Linked DNA regions of Homo sapiens: region 1 is linked to region 2. Evidence: chromatin loops called from intact Hi-C (ENCODE). Cell type or tissue: pancreas. All regions are shown on one strand. Each heading gives the region's core, and the rest is flanking DNA. Links, peaks and the distances in the headings are about the cores only. Region 1 holds the start of LOC124904665 (a long non-coding RNA gene). Region 2 holds the start of CILP2 (cartilage intermediate layer protein 2).

The links. A loop is a pair of places that touch in the nucleus more often than their neighbours do. Peaks named below come from ENCODE experiments on the same cell type or tissue, not always from the same donor. Only the 100,000 strongest peaks of a DNase experiment are listed, where the experiment ranks them.
Region 1: a loop joins it to region 2, with 2.7 times the contacts of the local background. A loop is called at or near these places in 68 of 110 quality-filtered maps.

What each region holds. Positions count from the first base shown.
Region 1 is chr19:19,939,808-19,949,441 of GRCh38, forward strand. LOC124904665 (a long non-coding RNA gene) reads right to left here and starts at 5,326. Exons shown (of 3, transcript XR_007067170.1): 1 at 1-5,326. It also overlaps the pseudogene BNIP3P12. In pancreas, for the core only: no CTCF peak of the experiment used is centred there; no DNase peak of the experiment used is centred there.
Region 2 is chr19:19,535,460-19,545,057 of GRCh38, forward strand. It overlaps YJEFN3 (YjeF N-terminal domain containing 3), which reads left to right. Exons shown (of 7, transcript NM_198537.4): 6 at 70-220; 7 at 1,860-2,122. The coding sequence ends at 2,065. CILP2 (cartilage intermediate layer protein 2) reads left to right here and starts at 2,806. Exons shown (of 8, transcript NM_153221.2): 1 at 2,806-2,954; 2 at 4,220-4,318; 3 at 4,745-5,017; 4 at 5,632-5,787; 5 at 6,916-7,191; 6 at 7,405-7,513; 7 at 7,789-7,946; 8 at 8,222-9,598. The coding sequence starts at 2,891. RefSeq lists silencers at 2,682-3,051, 5,620-5,889 and enhancers at 4,144-4,806, 5,721-6,015. In pancreas, for the core only: no CTCF peak of the experiment used is centred there; DNase peaks (open chromatin) are centred at 521, 2,172, 2,882, 4,342 and 4 weaker places; H3K4me3 peaks cover 399 bases; H3K27me3 peaks cover 1,430 bases.

The sequences.
Region 1 (9,634 bases), core at 530-8,529, 400 kb after region 2:
TCCTGTCCTCAGGTGCCCTCCCCTGCCAGAGACTCCAGCAATTTCTGCTACAGTAATGGAAATATGCACCACACTGACCTGTCCCTACCAAACCCAAACAGAACAGGCCCTGTGACCACCCTTTAGTGCAAAGGTGGAACTTAACTCTCGAAAATGTATTTTGAAGCCTTCATACTTGATTCTGGCCTCACCTTAGAGTCACATGAGGCCCTTCATTAAAACAACATGGATCCTTCCACCCAGAACAATAAACAGAAGCTGTGGGGAGGGCACAAGTATAAATCACTTGGTAATTTTGGTCCCACATTATGTAAGGTGATTCTGCAGGTTTGAAAAGGGTTTATGAAAGAGTGTTTTAAACAAGTCTCCTGTCAATGCTGATGTTGCTCCCCCTTGGCTCATTATTAGCATTAGAGAAAGCAGGCAGAGCACAGGGTCCCTTACACTTAACACCCTTCTCACAACCAAATACTTGTCGTGCAAATAAGGACAACCCATCTCCATCCTAAAGTTTTATATTCTTTGCTGGCTCTTTAAGTTTATAGAGGAAACAGAAGGCAGCAATGTTTGAATAAGTCTGGGTTTAAAAAACAACATGTACACATGTACTACTGCAATGTTTATTAAGCAAGTACTATGTGCTCAAGAGTATGATACAGAGCACTGTGCTGGGCATAACACATTATGTGATTTAATTCTCATAATACCCTGGGAGCTAGTACTAAGGGTTTAGGAATTTTCAGGATTTAGATAAAGGGCCCAGCATTTTTATTCTTCTGTTTCTCTGTCATCAAATTTTTTAAAAAGTTGTAAGAAATAAAAGCTAAATATAGACAGATAGAAAAGATATAGAAAGGATGAGTTTAATGCAGTTTAGAGAAAATTTTATTCTGTTTATGTTTACTTTTTTGTTACTTGGGGAGCAATTACTGGATCTGCAGGAATAGAAAACAAGTTGCTAAATAGAATGTCTCTGCAAGCACTGGTTTTAATAGAAAACTTAAAAGCTAAGACTCTATAATACATACTTTATTTTTCCCATTCATCTGCTTTTGGGTTTCAGGAAATTGTGAGCACCAGCTCTAGAAAGGCAGCAGGATTCACCAGCCAAAACTCTTGATCTCTACTAATCAGTTCTGAGAGCAAGACTCCAGGGTATGGTCAGACCTAAATAAGGCCTTCAAAAAGAATATATGTAAACAAGTCTGGGGCAGTGTGAGGACCCTATGTAGAATTCTGTTCTCTATGTCACTGGGGTACTACCAGATTTGTTTCTTCTAAATGTCCTAAAAGAAACTTAAATCCAACAGTTTCTGTAATTTAAATATTTTCTAGCCACTGCCCTGTCAACTTTATACTATATACTAATATGCAATTTAAACAAACCCCTTAAGGTTTTCTAGGGTAATTTTATTGGAAAATAAATATCGTACACTTAACAAGTGAAAGAAATAGAAATTATACAGCCGGATGTGGTGGCTCACGCCCATAATCCCAGCACTTTGGGAGGCTGAGGCAGGTGGATCACGAGGTCAGGAGTACAGGACCAGCCTGATGAGATGGTGAAACCTCGTCTCTACTAAAAGTACAAAAATTTGCCAGGTGCAGTGGCATGTGCCAGTAATCCCAGCTACTCGGGAGGCTGTGTCAGGAGAATCACTTGAACCTGGACAGCAGAGGTTGCAGTGAGCTGAGATCATGCCACTGAACTCCAGCCTGGGACACAGAGTGAGACTCCATCTGGACATCCTCAAATGCCTCAAAGACACCTAGGTGATTGTGAGAGATTCCCAGTGATCTGGGGCTGATGGCCCAATAATAAGCCAGGCTGGAGACTTAGGCTGATTCTACATAGAAAATGGAAGTGCCCTAGTGGAGCTCCTGAACCTGGATCACCTGTTCTGATTTTCTAGCTCTTGAAAGAAAGAACAAAAATACTCTACTCCAGTATCACATTTTACAGGTAAATGTAGTTGTGGTCATGGCTCTGGATACTTTGGGGCCTTGATCTCTTACTCCTAAGATGCTTATTTACACTGACAGATTCTGCCCTCAGATTCTATTTCCTTCTGGAGCCTCTCACATAACTGTAGCAGGTCAATGAACAAGATGTGAAAAATCTCAAAGAGCCACACTCCCAAATGGAGGCTATGTCTATGTTTACATTTCACAACGCAGAAAATATCTTTTGTTTGTTTCTGTACATTCTCAATCAAAAGTCCGGCCCTGTTTTGTAAATCCAAGGCAGAGGCCAGACCTTATTGGCAGATTCTAGGCAGGATCCACCTGGATTTGCATCCTTTGGTGTTACAGAAAGTGAAGCACAATCAAAGGAGAGATCCCCTCATAGAGTCTGCTCTAGCACATTCTAAATGATAAATCTACATGAAAAAAAGAGAAAAAGCTGACACAACATGAATATAAGTAGACACTTTATTTTGGTCAAACTTAAGAATTATAACCTGGGAGCAAAGATTCAAGTTGCCTGGAATCTACAGTTTGATTAGCAGCAGTTACAAGAGGATTTGTAATGACAACAAGAGAGGGACAGAGAGTGGGCTGATACAAAGTTGATTGTTAGAAATTTTTATTTATTTACAGAAATAACTGATTATTGATGAGATATATATTGTATATATATGGTTATGGTTTAGGGTACGGGATATAGTGTCCAATGTGGCATTATTAGTTTATAGCTACTTGGGGCAATAGTGTACAGTTTCAAGAGATGAATACATATTTCAAATGGGGAAGACAGGCGTAACTACACTTGCATTTTAATGTCTCTCTGAGTTTGATAACCAAAGGACTTGCATTTTCCAGATAAAAGTTTTTTATTTCCCAAATCTCAAGACCTGGATTCAAAATTTGGAGCTGCAGATTTAGAACCTGAACGGCTGGAGTAGCAGCGGGTGTTAACTGCAGATTTGTGAGCATTTCAGCAAGAGGAGGAAGGGGAAAGTGGAGATTCTGTCTACATGTCTACTCAATGCACACATGTTACTCTGATTGGGTTTTTGGGCCCCGTGGTGTCTGAATCAGTTTCAGGTATGAAGATACAATGATTGATTGGTGCCCCGTGGAGTTTGTAGAAATCTGGACCTAACCTCTCTAGAAGTGACTGTAGAGGATTATAGATACCATATAGGCAGAGACACAATTCTGCCTGCATATTTAGGGGACAGTGTGCACTTTGTAGCACAGGTGTGAGTTGACTGGAAGTCTGAGAGGGAAAGTCCCCTCTAGAGTAAATTCTGGTTTTCACCTTATGTGTTTATATCATGTCTGCTAATTCTAGACCATGCTTGGAAACAATAATTAAAAGAAAAATTTTCTCCAGCCTCAGAGAAACTCCACAATAATAAGATAGAAAGAAAACATTTTATTACACAATTGAACTTGAATGTGACATGCATCATAGTCAATCTGCTTAAGAGACTGCAAAGACAGAAGGATGGTCACCAAAATTAGTCCACAAGTAGAAGAATTTCCAGCACCATGTCATACATAATTCATCCTAAATTCATCTGGAGATTGAAGAGGCCATCTGTGTATGCTAATTGCTTATATTCAATGACAAATAAACTTTTCCCATCTTCATAGCAGGAGGTAGCTTAGCAGCTTGAAGCCAGGTGCCTGCTGAAGGTAAGATTTCACTCTGCTACAAAAATGGTTGAATAGGGTTCTATCTTGATTTGGCTATTTACATTTTAGAGCAGTGTCTCTGCACTCCCTGGCACTGGGCTACAGCACTCCTGCTTGCTTTCTCCTGGTTACTAGTGTCCTCTGTTGACTTCTACAATTTGCTACTGAGGCACAGCCCAGAGCACAGCTCACATTTTATGTGAACCCCATTTGCCACAGCAGCACTCTAGTGTCACATCAGAGAGTGAGGCCTGAGCTGCAGGAGGAGAGCCTGCAGGCCTCATGGGTAGATTTACACCTTCACAATAATGGGAATGTAAGCAGTGTTTCAGCCCCAGTTTCTATTTATAATGGTGAAATGGAAAAAATACTACCGAATTCCCAGGATGAGTCCAGATACCCTTACCCTGAATACTCTGCAGCTGCATTCCTAAGCCCTTATCTAGGTGCCACAGTAGAATTTGCAGTCATGGTACAGCATGCAAACCCTAATTACAGCCATATGGGCAGCATGGGGGAGGTCATAGGAAATATGAACAAACCTTAATTACACATTCCTGTGAACTCCTGTTTTTCAGCTAGCTGCCGCCATAAATGTCACATGATGAGGTGTTGCAAGTTCATGGTAAACTGATAAACTGCCTTTGTGCCTGTTCCTAACTGATAAACTATCTAGCGGCAAAGTTAACTCCCTTAAGCCCCTCTCATCTCACATAAACCCCTCACTTTGTAAGCTCAGGGCTACCTCTTCTGATTGCTGTGGACCAGCCCGGTAGGTTAATAAACTTACTTGCCTGACTTTGGGTCTACTTGTCCTTTCTCTCGGCCAACCTTACATTTTGGTGTCAAAACCTGGGAAGAGGTAGACTCTGGCCGGGCGTCCCTAGAGGACTTTCTGTCACTCTCTCTCTCACACTCTCCCTCCTCCCAGGCTTGCTGGTCATTGTGCGCTGGAGCCTAGGTGCCTTTCCCCCTCTCCTGCCACCCCCTGCTAGCCACCCTCCCCTTCCCAAACCTGCTGAAGGCCCAAAGGATCTCCTAGACTCTCCCATTGTTGGTGACTTCATTCACCTTCAGAGCCTCCAAAGGGGTAAGAGAGAGAGTCTTGCCATTTACCCGGAACCCTTGACTGTCTCTGCATTCCCAAAAGACCCAGCGCTGAGCCAAGGGCTTTCTTCAGCCTCCAGTCCTCTGGTTTCTCCATTTCAGGAGGCAGCTACCTCCTACATTCCGGACAGGGCTTGTGGGACAGGGGACGCCCTCACCTGCCATCCTTGTCAACTGGCAGTCTCTTCTTCCTCTACCCCCCTCCTCTATTTACCATGGGAGCTTCTCATTCTACCCCTCCTAAAACCACCCCCCTTGGGTATCTTTTGCACAACCTCAATGCTCTCAGCCTCCATTCAAGGGTCCATCCTAAGAGGCTTATTTTCTACCGTAATACTGCCTGGCCTCAATACAAATTGGACAATGGCTCCCAATCACCCGAAAATGGCACTTTTGATTTCAACATGCTTACAGACTTAGACAACTTTTGCCACCGCAATGGGAAATGGTCTGAGATTCCTTATGTTCAGGCTTTCTTCACTCTCCATAGCCACCCTTCTCTCTGCCAGTCCTGTTCTACTTTCCAAATCCTCCTTGCCTGCTCTAAACCTGATTTGCCTCCTACCACCCTCCCTACGACCCCAGCCGACGACTCATCCCCTACTACCCTCCCCATCGCCCCAGCTGATGACTCCTCTTCCTTTGACCCCACCAATTTTCCCCCTCCCCGTCAACATCATGATCCTCTGCCAGAGCATCATGATCCTCCTCCGTATGCCCCCGCTCTGGCTCTACTTCTTTCTCCCCCTCTCTCCAACAACCCTCCTTCTGACTCTGAGTCCTCCCCATCACCACCCCTTACCCACTCTCAGGCCAAGCAGCCAGTTCCCTTGTTGCCCCTTTGGGAAGCAGCAGGGGCCAAAGGGATCGTCTGTGTCCACATCCCCTTCTCCCTTTCCGATCTCTTCCAAGTTGAAAAATGTCTCGGATTTTTCTCCTCCGATCCTGATACCTATATCAAAGAATGTACGTATCTTACTCAGTCTTATGAACTCACTTGGCATGATCTCTATATTATCCTGTCTTTTACCCTCCTTCTGGAAAAGAAGGAAAGAGTGTGGCTCGCAGCCCCGACGCGTGCTGATGATCTCCATCAGCAAGATTTTACCAAGCCCATAGGAGCCGCTGCAGTACCCTGGCAGGAGCCTCCTTGGGAGTACCAACCCACAGACCCCAGCCTGGCATCCCATAATCATATGATTACTTGCCTCATTGCAGGCCTAAACAAGGCTGCCCACGAGGCTGTAAACTTTAAAAAGCTCAAAGAAATCTCCCAAAAGATCAATGAAAACCTTGCCCAATTTTTTTTCCTGTCTTATGGAGGCTCTCCAAAAATATACCCATGTTGATCCTGCCTCCTGAGAAGGTGCTATTGTTCTTCATACCCATTTTATCTTCCAATCTGCCCCCAATATTTGGCACAAACTTAAAAAGGCTGAAGATGGCCCTGAAACCCCCAACAAGACCTCCCTAATCTGGCTTTCAAAGTCTTCAATAACAGGGATGAGCAAAATAAATTAGATAAAGCCTAAAGAGATCTTGCTAAATACCAGCTTCTAGCAGTGGCTATCTGCCAACCTCGCCATAGTACCCAAGGGCACAAAACACCCAATAGCATTAACTCTCCCAGGCCTTTTTTAAAGTGAAGCAAAGAAGGCCACTGGGCATGAGCATGCCCTAATCCATGAATGCCAAAAAGCCCTTGCCCAGTCTGCCAGCAGACAGGCCACTGGAAGTCTGACTGTCCTGTTAACAGGCAGACAGAAAAGCCTGTACTGCAAAACCACCACCCTTTTGGAGAGACAAAAGGTGAAGTATCACTTGCATTCCCACAGCTCCTTAGTCTAGCCACTGAAGACTGACGAGGCCCAGGGCCCCTGGCCCCATCTACCTTCACTGCATCAGAGCCCAGGGTAACTCTACTAGCAGCAGGTAAGCCGATCTCTTTTTTAAATCAATACTGGGGCCACCTACTCAACTATGCCTGAATTCTCAGGACCAACTCATCCCTCCCAGGTCTCAGTTGTAGGGGTTAATGGACTCATCTCGAGTCCACGCACCACCAAGCCTCTTACCTGTTCCCTATTTCATACCGTTTTCTCACACCCTTTTCTTATCATGCCCTGTTACCCTAACCCCATCCTAGGCAGAAACCTCCTAACCAAATTAAAGGCTTCCATTACCTTCCTCTGTTCCCCACAACCAGACTCTCACCTACTCCTTTCTGCTACTGAACCAGCCCTGGGCCCCTCTCCCCAGTATCCACTCTCCTCTTCTCTGGTTAATACAATAGTGTGGGATACTACTACCCCTTCCCTAGCTACACACCACGATCCTATCAAAATCCAGCTAAAAGACGCCTCCAAATTCCCTAACATCTCTCAATATCCCATCTCAGTAGCTCATCAAAAAGGCTTACAGCCCATCATAAACAAACTCCTTTTGCGCAGCCTTCTCAGTCCAACTCATTCTCCATATAATACCCCCATAATTCCTGTTAAGAAGGCAAATGGCTCCTATCAACTAGTCCAAGACCTCTAGGCTATCAATCAGGCAGTCCTTCCCATCCACCCAATAGTTCCCAACCCTTATACACTCCTTTCCCTTATCCCTTCCAACACAACCTACTACACTGCCATTGATCTGAAAGATGCCTTTTTTGCTATTCCCTTTCACCCTGACTCCCGAGATCTTCTTACTTTCACCTGGACTGACCCTGAAACCCTCCAGTCTCAACAACTTACTTGGAAAGTCCTCCCTCAAGGCTTTAGAGATAGTCCCCATTTCTTTGGGCAAGCTCTGGCCCAAGACCTCACATCGCTAAACCTCTCCCCTTGCTGGCTCCTTCAGTATGTGGATGACCTCCTCCTCTGCAGCCCCTCCCTAAAAGACTCTCAAACCCACACTACTGCCCTTCTAAACTTCCTTGCTGATAAAGAATATAGGGTTTCCCCCTCTAAGGCACAACTCTCCACCCCAACAGTAACTTAGGAGTCCAACTCTCCCTCAGAGCCCAAGCCATGACCCCAGCACGGGAGATAGACAGTCTACGTCCACCCTTCTCCAAAAGAGAAATCCTTTCTTTCTTAGAACTAGCAAGATCCCTAATTTTGCCCTCCTAGCCTGCCCTCTTTATGAGGCAGCCAAAGGCCCTCCAAATGAGCCCCTAAATCCTTCACACAACATAATCCCCAGCTTCCTCAAACTAAAGGCAGCTCTTGTAACTGCTTCTGCTCTATCTTTGCCCAACATCTCTCAGCCTTTCACCCTCTACACAGCTGAAAACCATGGAATAGCCCTTGGCGTCCTCGGTCAACAAAAAGGAAGTCCTCCTTCCTTCACTCCTATAGCTTACCTTTCTAAACAACTAAACAACACCATCTGAGGATGGCCAGCCTGCCTCAGAGTCCTAGCAGCAGCCACCATGCTAGCTTTAGAAAGCAAAAAGCTAACATTCAGCCAAGACATCACCATATATAGCCCACATAATCTACAAGATCTTCTCTCCTCCCAAGTACTGAGCACCTTTTCTCCTTCCCACATCCAACTACTCCATGCTCTTTTTCTTGAGAATCCTGAATTCTGCCTCTCCAAAAATGCTCCCCTCAGTCCTGCATCTCTACCTCCAGTGTCTTCCTCTTCTCCCATCCACTCCTGTACTGAAATCCTTGATCACCTGCTGCATCATTTTCCCAATATCTCCCCGGAACCTCTTCTTGATCCTGATGACCAGTTATTTATAGATGGCTCCTCCTCCAAGTCCGTCAATTCCAATAAAATTGCTGGATATGCTTGACAGAGTAGTTAAAGCTAAGCCCCTACCCCCTGGAACCTCCTCCCAAAAGGCAGAACTCATAGCTCTCACTAGGGCCCTAACCCTCTCAAAAGGCAAACGGGTCAACATTTTTACAGACTCTAATTATACCGATCACATTCTTCATTCTCGCACCACCATCTGGCAGAAAAGAGATTCCTTACTGCCAAAGGAACCCCCGTTAAAAACGGCCCCCTTATTTACCAGCTCCTCCAGGCTGCATGCCTCCCAACTTAGGCAGGGGTTATATACTGTCAGGGACGTGAAACAGTATGAGACAAAATATCAAAAAGGGAATAGAAAAGCCAACGAGGCTGCAAAAGAAGCCTCCCTCTCATCAGCCCCTGCCCCTGTCCTCCTTGTTACCCCAGCAATCCAACCCAGGTACTCCCCCACCAAGAAGGCTTTGCTACTACAGCAAGAAGCCTCCTTTCAAGGGGACTGGATAATCAAAAGTCAAAAGCTCATCCTCCCCCAAGAACAAACCAAATAAATTCTAACATCTCTTCACCAATCCTTCCATATCGGTGCACACTTCCTGTACCTACTCCTTTGCCCTTATTTCTCCTCCCCCCACCTATTCATCTCACTAAGACACATAACCTCAAACTGTCATATATGCTCTGTTACTTCCTCCCAAGGGGCCCTCCGCTCTCCTCCTATTCCTACACATCAGCTCAGAGGAACACTCCCAGAGGAGGACTGACAGGTAGACTTCACCCACATGCCTCCCGTCAAGAAGACAAAATTTCTTCTTACTCTTATAGACACCTTCTCTGGGTGGGTAGAGGCATTACGTACCTCTTCAGAAAAGGCCGCAGTAGTCTCTCAAATCCTTACAACAGAAATCATCCCTATATTTGGTCTCCCTCACTCCATACAATCAGACAATGGCCCTAGCTTCATCTCCCAGATCATCCAACAGGTTTTTCAGTCCCTTGGCGTCCAGAGGTGCTTCCGTATCCCATAATGGCCCCAGTCATCCAGAAAAGTCAGAAGGGCAAATGGGATCCTTCAGGCTCAGTTAACCAAACTCAAGCTTAAAGTCCAAAAACCATGGACCTCCCT
Region 2 (9,598 bases), core at 1-8,000:
GGGTGGCAAGCAAGGGGGACATGGTGTGCAGTGGCCCTGGGCCACCCTGACCCTGCCTGCCTTCCCCAGGTGCAGCTCATTAACGAAGCCTATGGGCTGGTGGTGGATGCCGTACTGGGCCCCGGCGTGGAGCCGGGCGAGGTCGGGGGCCCCTGCACCCGCGCGCTGGCCACGCTCAAGCTGCTGTCCATCCCCCTCGTGAGCCTGGACATCCCCTCAGGCATGCCAGGCAGAGGGGGGCACATTGGGGCCTGGGGGGCTTGGGTGGAGGCCCCTGTGCCCCAGCTCCTGGTCGCCCCTGCCTGTCTGAACCTCAATCTCCCCAGCTTGGATGGACCCACACTTGGCTGAGGCTAAGGGTCACACCCATCCCTCTGATGGGGAAGATCGAGGCTGCCACCCCAGGTGACCCCAGGTCTCCTCTTTCCTCCACCCCAGTGCCCAGCCCACATGCCCTCTGCCCACCCCTGGCCCAGTTGCCTGGGCAGACGTGAGCTCACTCGGCAAAGGCCGCGCCCGCCCTGGCTGCCGCCCCATGCCTGTTGGAACCATTAGGCGACAGGCAGACGGAACAAACAGCCGCTGGCCAGCCGGACCCTCCGTGGGGGTGGCTGGACTCCGGGGGATGTCCCCTGGCTCTCGGGATCCCAGGGACATCCCAGCAGGTGCCACAGAGCAGGGGCACCAAGGGAGGCGGCGTGCTGTCTGATCTGAGTAGGGAGGCTGCAGGCTCAGCCTAGGACAGAGAGGGTGGCTCTGTCAGGTCAGAGGGGATGGTTAGGAACCTCTAGTCTGAGGGTGGTGGCTAGGGTCAGAGAAGGATTAAAGTCTGAGGGAGGATCCAGTGTCTTCTGGTGAGTGGCCCCAGAATCAAGTCAGAGATAGGAGAGAAGGCAAGGCTCCTAGGCTGAAAGTGGAGGCTCATTCAAGAGGTGACGGAGGCTGGGTGCAGGGGTCACACCTGTAATCCCAGCACTTTGGGAGGTCGAGGTGGGCGGGTCACCTGATGTCAGGAGTTCCAGACCAGCCTGGCCAACATGGCGAAACCCAGTCTCTACAAAATACAAACATTTGCTGGGTGTAGTGGTGCACGCCTGTAGTCCTAGTTACTTGGGAGGCTGAGGCAGGAGAATCGCTTGAACCCGGGAGGCAGAGGTTGCTGTGAGCTGAGATCGTGCCACTGCACTCCAGCCTGGGCAATAGAGAGAGACTGTATCTTAAAAACAAACAGGCTGGGCGCAATGGCTCACACCCATAATCCTAGCACTTTGGGAGGCCGAGGTGGGCAGATCACAAGGTCAGGAGTTCGAGACCAGCCTGGCCAATATGGTGAAACTCCATCTCTACTAAATATACAAAAATTAGCCAGGCATGGTGGCGTGTGCCTGTAGTCCCAGCTACTCGGGAGGCTGAGACAGGAGAATTGCTTGAACCCGTGTGGCAGAGGTTGCAGTGAGCCGAGATTGCACCATTGCACTCCAGCCTGGGTGACTGAAGACAGAGGCTGGGTCAGATGGAGGAGGGCGATTGAATAGTAGGATAGGAGCAGAAGCAGAAAGTCTGAGTGCAGAAGCTCTGGTCTGATTGGGAGGGAAACACCTCCAAGGACTGGGAGAGACTTGTCTGAGGGCGGAGGCAGAGTTCTAGGGGGCGACAAGTCTCACCAGGACCCATGTGCCAGAGAGAAAAGGCTGGGTCTGATGGGGGAGGGGAAGTGGGGGTGGGGCAGCAGGACTCTGGTCTGAGGGCAGAGGCTCAGTGTTGGAGGGGAGAGGAGAGGAGGCAGGGACAGGATGGACTCTAGGCTGAGGGCAGGCCACCCTCCCAGTTCCCAATCCCCCCGGACCCTCCTCCCTCAGGCTGGGACGCAGAGACCGGCAGCGATTCGGAGGACGGGCTGCGGCCTGACGTGCTGGTGTCTCTCGCGGCGCCCAAGCGCTGCGCTGGCCGCTTCTCCGGGCGCCACCACTTCGTGGCCGGCAGGTTCGTGCCCGATGACGTGCGCCGCAAGTTCGCTCTGCGCCTGCCGGGATACACGGGCACCGACTGCGTCGCGGCACTGTGACCGCCACCCGCGGCCACACCGCAGGGACCCTCGCCAATAAACAGCCCTCCCACCACCGCCGCCTCGCCTCCGCCTCCTTTGTGCACCGGGCCCGCTGCGGGGGTGGGCACACTCGAAGAGGGACTTCACACGGTCCCTGGGTGATCCAAGGCGGGGAGCATGAGAAGGGCGGTGGAGTGGGACTTCCCGCTGGCCTAGAAAACTTCAGCTAGGGCTGGGGGCGGTGGCTCCTGCCTGTAATCTCAGCACTTTGGGAGGCTGAGGCTGGAGGATCGCTTAAGGCCAGGAGTTTGGGACCAGCCTGGGCAACATAGCAAGATCCCGACTCTACAAATTAAAAGAAAAAGAAGAAAGAAAACTCGAGCCAGAAGAATGGAGGGTAGATTCAGGGTGGGACTCCCAGACTGTTTGGGGTGGCCTAAAGCCTATAGGATCGAAGTGAGACGCGAGACAGGACTTCCAGCCACCTAAAGCGGGTCCGAGCAGCTTGAGGCTGGATTCCAAGTGACACTTCCCTCAGGCAGCTTGGGATGCAGCTTGGAGGACTGAGTGGGCTCGGGGAGGGAGTTCCAGCAGGCCACGGGGAACCCAGGACAGCCTGAGGACGGAGGCACAGCCAGACGCACCAAGGGGGGCGACCCAGAGGGGTTGCTCGAGCGCCGTCACCCAGGGCCAGGGGGCGTGGCCTGAATGGGGCGTGGCCAGGGCGGGATCTGCGGTCGCATCCCGCCCCCACTCTCAGTCCCAGCGGCCGCCAGACCCGCCGGAGTTGGACCCGAGCACGCCGCGGAGCCCGGACCCTCCCTCGGACGCTCTGCCCCGGCCATGGCGTCGCTGCTGCCACTGCTCTGTCTCTGTGTCGTCGCTGCGCACCTGGCGGGGGCCCGAGGTGAGGCGCCTCCAGCCCCCGCGCCCAGCCCCTGAGGCTCCCGAGGGCCTGGCAGCCGGCCTTGGGTGAAGCCGCACTCGGGGAGAGAACCCAGGGACCCACGCGCTTCCCCGGGGACTGGGTCCCCTTCACCAGTCGGATCCCCGCGACCACCTGGGGCGCGGAGCGGGCCTCATCCATTCTCTTCCTTGGCTAAGCCGGGAGTGTGGATAAGAACCTAGGGTTCCTCCCGGGGTTTGGACTCTGAATCACCGGCCAGGTCTCCCACCCTGGACCGAAGGGGTCGGAACTGGCCCCTCCCACCTAACTCCCACACACGCACTCACTCCAACCGCTGGAGAAAGAAATGCCCATCCCTGGAACACTCAATGGGGCGGGGGACGGGCCCACTTCTCAAGTGAGGAGACTGAGGCACCCAGAAGGAAGGGGCTTGTCTGACCTCATCACTCTGCTGGGAGTATCTTGGACAGCTCCTATCTTGGAGAAGCCAGTCTAGATTCCAAGGACTTCCCGGCAGCTCGGACTGTAGTACAGGGATGGAAGACAGACTAAGGGAGGGGCTTCCAGCAGGCCAAGTGGATGAGGGGGAGCCCAGCCTGAGGGCAGAGGCACAGCCAGCTGAACTTGATTGATCTCGCGGCAGCTGAACATAGTGGGAGGGAGACTCTAGCCTAGGGGAACTGGGTGGTACTTGCACTTCCCCAGCCGGGGGGTTAGGGCTAGGTCAGAGAGAGGTACCTGGCTTTGGGGGCCTGGTGGTGGTCATGGGCAGCGCGCTGGAGGAGAGTGTATGGCAGCCCTTGGGGCTAGAGCTGGGTTCTGGCCTCTCAGAGCCTCAATTTTCCCTCCTGTTAAAATGGGGATCATGGGCCAAGCACGGTGGCTCACGCCTGTAATCCCAGCACTTTGGGAGGCCGAGGCGGGCGGACTACCTGAGGTCAGGAGTTTGAGACCAACCTGGCCAACATGGTGAAACCCCGTCTCTACTAAAAATATAAAAATTAGCTAGGCCTGGTGGAGCGTGCCTGTAATCCCAGCTACTCAGGAGGCTGAGGTGTGAGAATCACTTGAACCCAGGAGGCAGAGGCTGCAGTGAGCCGAGATCGTGCCACTGCACTCCAGCCTGGGTGACAGAGGGAGATTCCGTCTCAAAAAAAAAAAAAAAAAGGGGGGGGATGATCGTGGCTGCACCTTGCCTAAAAGGAGGCTCCCAGCGGTCCCCATCAGTAGCAGCGTGCTTCCTTCTCCCCACTCCTCACCCACAGACGCCACCCCCACCGAGGAGCCAATGGCGACTGCACTGGGCCTGGAAAGACGGTCCGTGTACACCGGCCAGCCCTCACCAGCCCTGGAGGACTGGGAAGGTGAGTTAGCCTGCCTCGGAGTCCCGTCTCTGCTGCGGGCTTGTTGGGGGTGGGGCTTGGGCTACTGGGGTCGTGTGAGGAGAGGGCACACACTAGACGAAGGGCCCGGCGCCGTCCTGGTCCCCGGACATGACAGCCCCTGGAGGTGATGCCCCAAGTTCAAGATCTAAGTGAGAGGCCGGTCAGACAGAGGCAAGAGCTCAGCGCACCGGGATGGACCAGGTCAGGCCCTGGGCGGCAGAACTGGGGTCGCGGGGAACCCAGTCTGCCCTGCACCTGTTTCAGGCCGCTGGCTCGGGTCGTGGGCGCGCTCGGCTAGCCGGTGCCCACCGGGGGAGGGGGCTGAGACAGCAAGTAAGGCCTTTGCACGCATGCATGGGGGCCTACAGGCCGCCGCCCTGGTCCCAGCGCGTGCGGTGCCCGCAGAGGCCAGCGAGTGGACGTCCTGGTTCAACGTGGACCACCCCGGAGGCGACGGCGACTTCGAGAGCCTGGCTGCCATCCGCTTCTACTACGGGCCAGCGCGCGTGTGCCCGCGACCGCTGGCGCTGGAAGCGCGCACCACGGACTGGGCCCTGCCGTCCGCCGTCGGCGAGCGCGTGCACTTGAACCCCACGCGCGGCTTCTGGTGCCTCAACCGCGAGCAACCGCGTGGCCGCCGCTGCTCCAACTACCACGTGCGCTTCCGCTGCCCACTAGGTGAGGGCGGGGCTGGATGACGGGGGCGGGGCTTTGAATGGGCGGGGCTGGCGAACGCCGGGAAGAGTCGTGGTGGGTGGGGCTGGGAGGGGCAGGACCGTGTGGGTGTGGGCGTGGCTGGGAAGAGCCGGGGGACCCTTAGGCGTAGGACGACGTCAGGGGGCGGGGCCAGGCAGGGCGGGGCTTTTGAAGAGAGGCGCTGGGAACAGCGCGGGGCCCAAGTGCACCGTCAGGAGGCCCAGCGGGTCAGGACCCATGTCCGGCCCCCTGGAACGCATCTCCCTCCCGCTGCCCTCATTTGAGCATCTGTAAGAGCTCAGTTCTGTGGAGTGTCTTGAGCCCAAATGCGTGCAGGATGCAGGGAGAAAAGCAGGACTGATCCCCGGGACCTTATGCGGGGGTGGGGAGGTGGGTCGGTACCTAAACTATGTCTTCGACAGGCGCGCCTAGGGGAGCATGGGTGGGGGCGATGGCAGATCTGCTCTCTGGAGTGTCCGCCCTTGGATGCACATATGTGAGGGGGTTGGGGAAGAAGGGTCCTTTAGTCCCAGGTTACCCGGAGGCGCAGTTCCTGGGGAGGGCGGCCACCTGATCTCCGTCCCTGCCTTCCGCAGAAGCCTCGTGGGGCGCGTGGGGCCCGTGGGGTCCCTGCTCGGGGAGCTGTGGGCCAGGCCGTCGCTTGCGCCGCCGCCACTGCCCAAGCCCCGCTGGGGATGCGTGTCCCGGGCGTCCTCTGGAGGCGCAGAAGTGCGTGCGGCCTCGGTGTCCAGGTAGGAGGGGCGGGGTCTGGAGGCTGGGACCTGTACAGAGGGGAGGAAGGGGAGGTTAGGGGCTGAGCCTGGGAGAGAGGGTGGAGTTAGAGGCGGTGCCTGGATGTAGAGAGGCAGTGCTTCTCCTGAGCGATGCCTAGAGGGGAGGAGCTAGTTGGGGGCGGGGCCTCGTGGACGGGGCTGTGAAGGGCGGGGCCTGGTGCGGGGGCGGAGCCTGGAGGACCCAAACTCTGGAGCCAGGTGGAGACCAGCCCTTCCTTCCCTCCTGGGCCCAAGGAGCACTGGTAACTATGCACATCTGGACAGGTGGATGCCAGGGGGCTCTTGTGCAGGCAGACATGGGCAGATAGGAGGGGGTGCTTCCCCTGTGTGCATTCCAGACTGTACAGATGTCTTCGTGGGGAAACAGAATTCAGTTCATGCACTCAGGGTGCACACGTGCATGGCATTTGCAGCCCCCACCCCGGTCCCCCACGCCCACACAGACACCCGCTCACAGCCTGGCAGACATGATGCCTAGGCCCTCCCAGGGCCAGACACCGGGCAAGCCAGGAGGAGACTGGAAATTCCGCTAGCGCCTGGGCTCCACAAACACGGCCTGGAGGCTGCTCCGGGGAGCCCGTCACAGGGTGGGGGCACATGGTGGCCAATGGGGCGTTGGGGTCCCCACCCCATCGCGCCTGGCTCTGCTCTCCCGGTGCCTGTGCCCTGAAGTTTCCAGTGGAATTTTCCATTTTATGGAGAAACCGCAGGATTGGGAAGGGGGGCAGTTGTTCTCAGCCCAAGATCCAGCCCCTTACTGGGCCCCCAGCCCCTGTCCAGACATTTTCTCTTCTGCTGGAAAGGGCAGTGCCATATTTTGAGACTTACCTCTCCTGTCCCCTCCTATAGGACCTCTTCCCTACGTCTCTGGATCCCAGTTCCTATGCCCTGGCCCAGTCCTGACCACTTAGCCCATCTCCCCTTCACACTAGGGACTGCTCCAAGCAGGGCCATGCTGAGGCCTCTGAGAGGCACCTTATGGGGGGGCCCCAGGCATATTTGTTGAGTGACTGATTGAATGGAAAGCCCTCCTCAGGAGGGAGTGTGAAGGTTTCTCTGTCCTGCTTCCTCTCCATATCCCCCCAGGGTGCAGCCTTGACACCTGTGAATGCCCGGACCACATCCTCCTGGGCTCGGTGGTCACCCCATCTGGGCAACCACTGCTAGGAGCCAGGGTCTCCCTGCGAGACCAGCCTGGCACTGTGGCCACCAGCGATGCTCACGGAACCTTCCGGGTGCCTGGTGTCTGTGCTGACAGCCGCGCCAACATCAGGGCCCAGATGGATGGCTTCTCTGCAGGGGAGGCCCAGGCCCAGGCCAACGGATCCATCTCTGTGGTCACCATCATCCTTGATAAGTTGGGTAAGCACCCTTGCAACATGGGGCATGAAGGGGCTGAGGATCTGGGGAGGAAGTTCTAGCACTCGATCAAGAGAGGAAGAAATGAGATGTGACACAGTCATTGGCGAAGGCACAGAGTGAGTCGGCATTTCTGGGAGAAAGGAGAGGATGGGGACGTTGCTCCTAGGAAGGGTGGGTGGGAGAAGCTCTGATCTTTACCACCTTTGACCCCAGAGAAGCCGTACCTGGTGAAACACCCTGAGTCCCGAGTGCGAGAGGCTGGCCAGAATGTGACTTTCTGCTGCAAAGCCTCCGGGACCCCCATGCCCAAGAAATACTCCTGGTGAGCGCCCGCCCCGGGCTCAGGGGCATCTTCTGTGGCTTTGGGGTTAGATTCAATTTCATGTTGTTATGTGGTTTCCCATCTGGAGAGTGGGGAAAGCGTTAACGGGGAATGAATTGGGTGGGAGAGGGACTACCAAGGAGGCTGAATGGGGCCAGTCTTGCTGGGGAGGAGGCTGACTTTGGCAAAGCCTCTCTGCAGCTCCCCAGCCTGCAGACTGGGGGCAACACAGCCCCTCCCACTGAGTCCTATGGTGTCGCTCACCTGCCATCCAGGTTCCACAATGGGACCCTGCTGGACAGGCGAGCTCATGGGTACGGGGCCCACCTGGAGCTGCGGGGACTGCGCCCAGACCAGGCTGGCATCTACCACTGCAAGGCATGGAATGAGGCGGGTGCCGTGCGCTCGGGCACTGCCCGGCTCACTGTACTTGGTGAGTGTCCTTGGCCACAGCCCCGAGCAAGCCTTCACCCAAACGGAACCCGGACTGTAGCTAAGCTCAACCCCAAATGGAGCCCCCACTTCAGACTGATCCAATCCTAGGCCTCCACTGAGCCCCCATACCACTCTGAGCACCAACCTTCAGTCCTTACCCTGGGCAGACCCCTGTCCCTTAGGTGGAGTCCTTGACTGCAGACAGAGTCCCCAGCCTTGGCCTCCATGAAGTCCTCCTCCCTGCCCTGACCTGCATGTTTTCTTTGTCCCCAGCCCCAGGCCAGCCAGCCTGCGACCCCCGGCCCCGAGAGTACCTGATCAAGCTCCCTGAGGACTGTGGTCAGCCAGGTAGTGGCCCTGCCTACCTGGATGTGGGCCTCTGTCCCGACACCCGCTGCCCCAGCCTGGCAGGCTCCAGCCCCCGCTGCGGGGACGCCAGCTCCCGCTGCTGCTCTGTGCGCCGTCTGGAGAGAAGGGAGATTCACTGCCCTGGCTACGTCCTCCCAGTGAAGGTGGTGGCAGAGTGTGGCTGCCAGAAGTGTCTGCCCCCTCGGGGGCTGGTCCGGGGCCGTGTTGTGGCTGCTGACTCCGGGGAGCCGCTACGCTTCGCCAGGATTCTGCTGGGCCAGGAGCCCATCGGCTTCACCGCCTACCAGGGCGACTTTACCATTGAGGTGCCGCCCTCCACCCAGCGGCTGGTGGTGACTTTTGTGGACCCCAGCGGTGAGTTCATGGACGCTGTCCGGGTCTTGCCTTTTGATCCTCGAGGTGCCGGCGTGTACCACGAGGTCAAGGCCATGCGGAAGAAAGCCCCGGTCATTTTACATACCAGCCAGAGCAACACGATCCCCCTGGGCGAGCTGGAAGATGAGGCGCCCCTGGGCGAGCTGGTCCTGCCTTCTGGCGCTTTCCGCAGAGCCGACGGCAAACCCTACTCGGGGCCTGTGGAGGCCCGGGTGACGTTCGTGGACCCCCGAGACCTCACCTCGGCGGCGTCTGCCCCCAGTGACCTGCGCTTCGTGGACAGCGACGGCGAGCTGGCTCCACTGCGCACCTACGGCATGTTCTCCGTGGACCTCCGTGCGCCCGGCTCCGCGGAGCAGCTGCAGGTGGGGCCGGTGGCCGTGCGGGTGGCCGCCAGCCAGATCCACATGCCAGGCCACGTGGAGGCCCTCAAGCTGTGGTCGCTGAACCCCGAGACCGGCTTGTGGGAGGAGGAGAGCGGCTTCCGGCGCGAGGGGTCCTCGGGCCCCCGGGTGCGCCGGGAGGAGCGCGTCTTCCTGGTGGGCAACGTGGAGATCCGGGAGCGGCGCCTGTTCAATCTGGACGTGCCTGAGCGCCGCCGCTGCTTCGTGAAGGTGCGCGCCTACGCCAACGACAAGTTCACCCCCAGCGAGCAGGTGGAGGGCGTGGTGGTCACGCTGGTCAATCTGGAGCCCGCCCCCGGCTTCTCCGCCAACCCCCGTGCCTGGGGCCGCTTTGACAGCGCGGTCACCGGCCCCAATGGCGCCTGCCTCCCCGCCTTCTGCGACGCCGACAGGCCAGACGCCTACACCGCCCTGGTCACCGCCACCCTGGGCGGCGAGGAGCTGGAGCCGGCCCCTTCCTTGCCCCGCCCACTCCCGGCCACCGTGGGCGTCACCCAGCCCT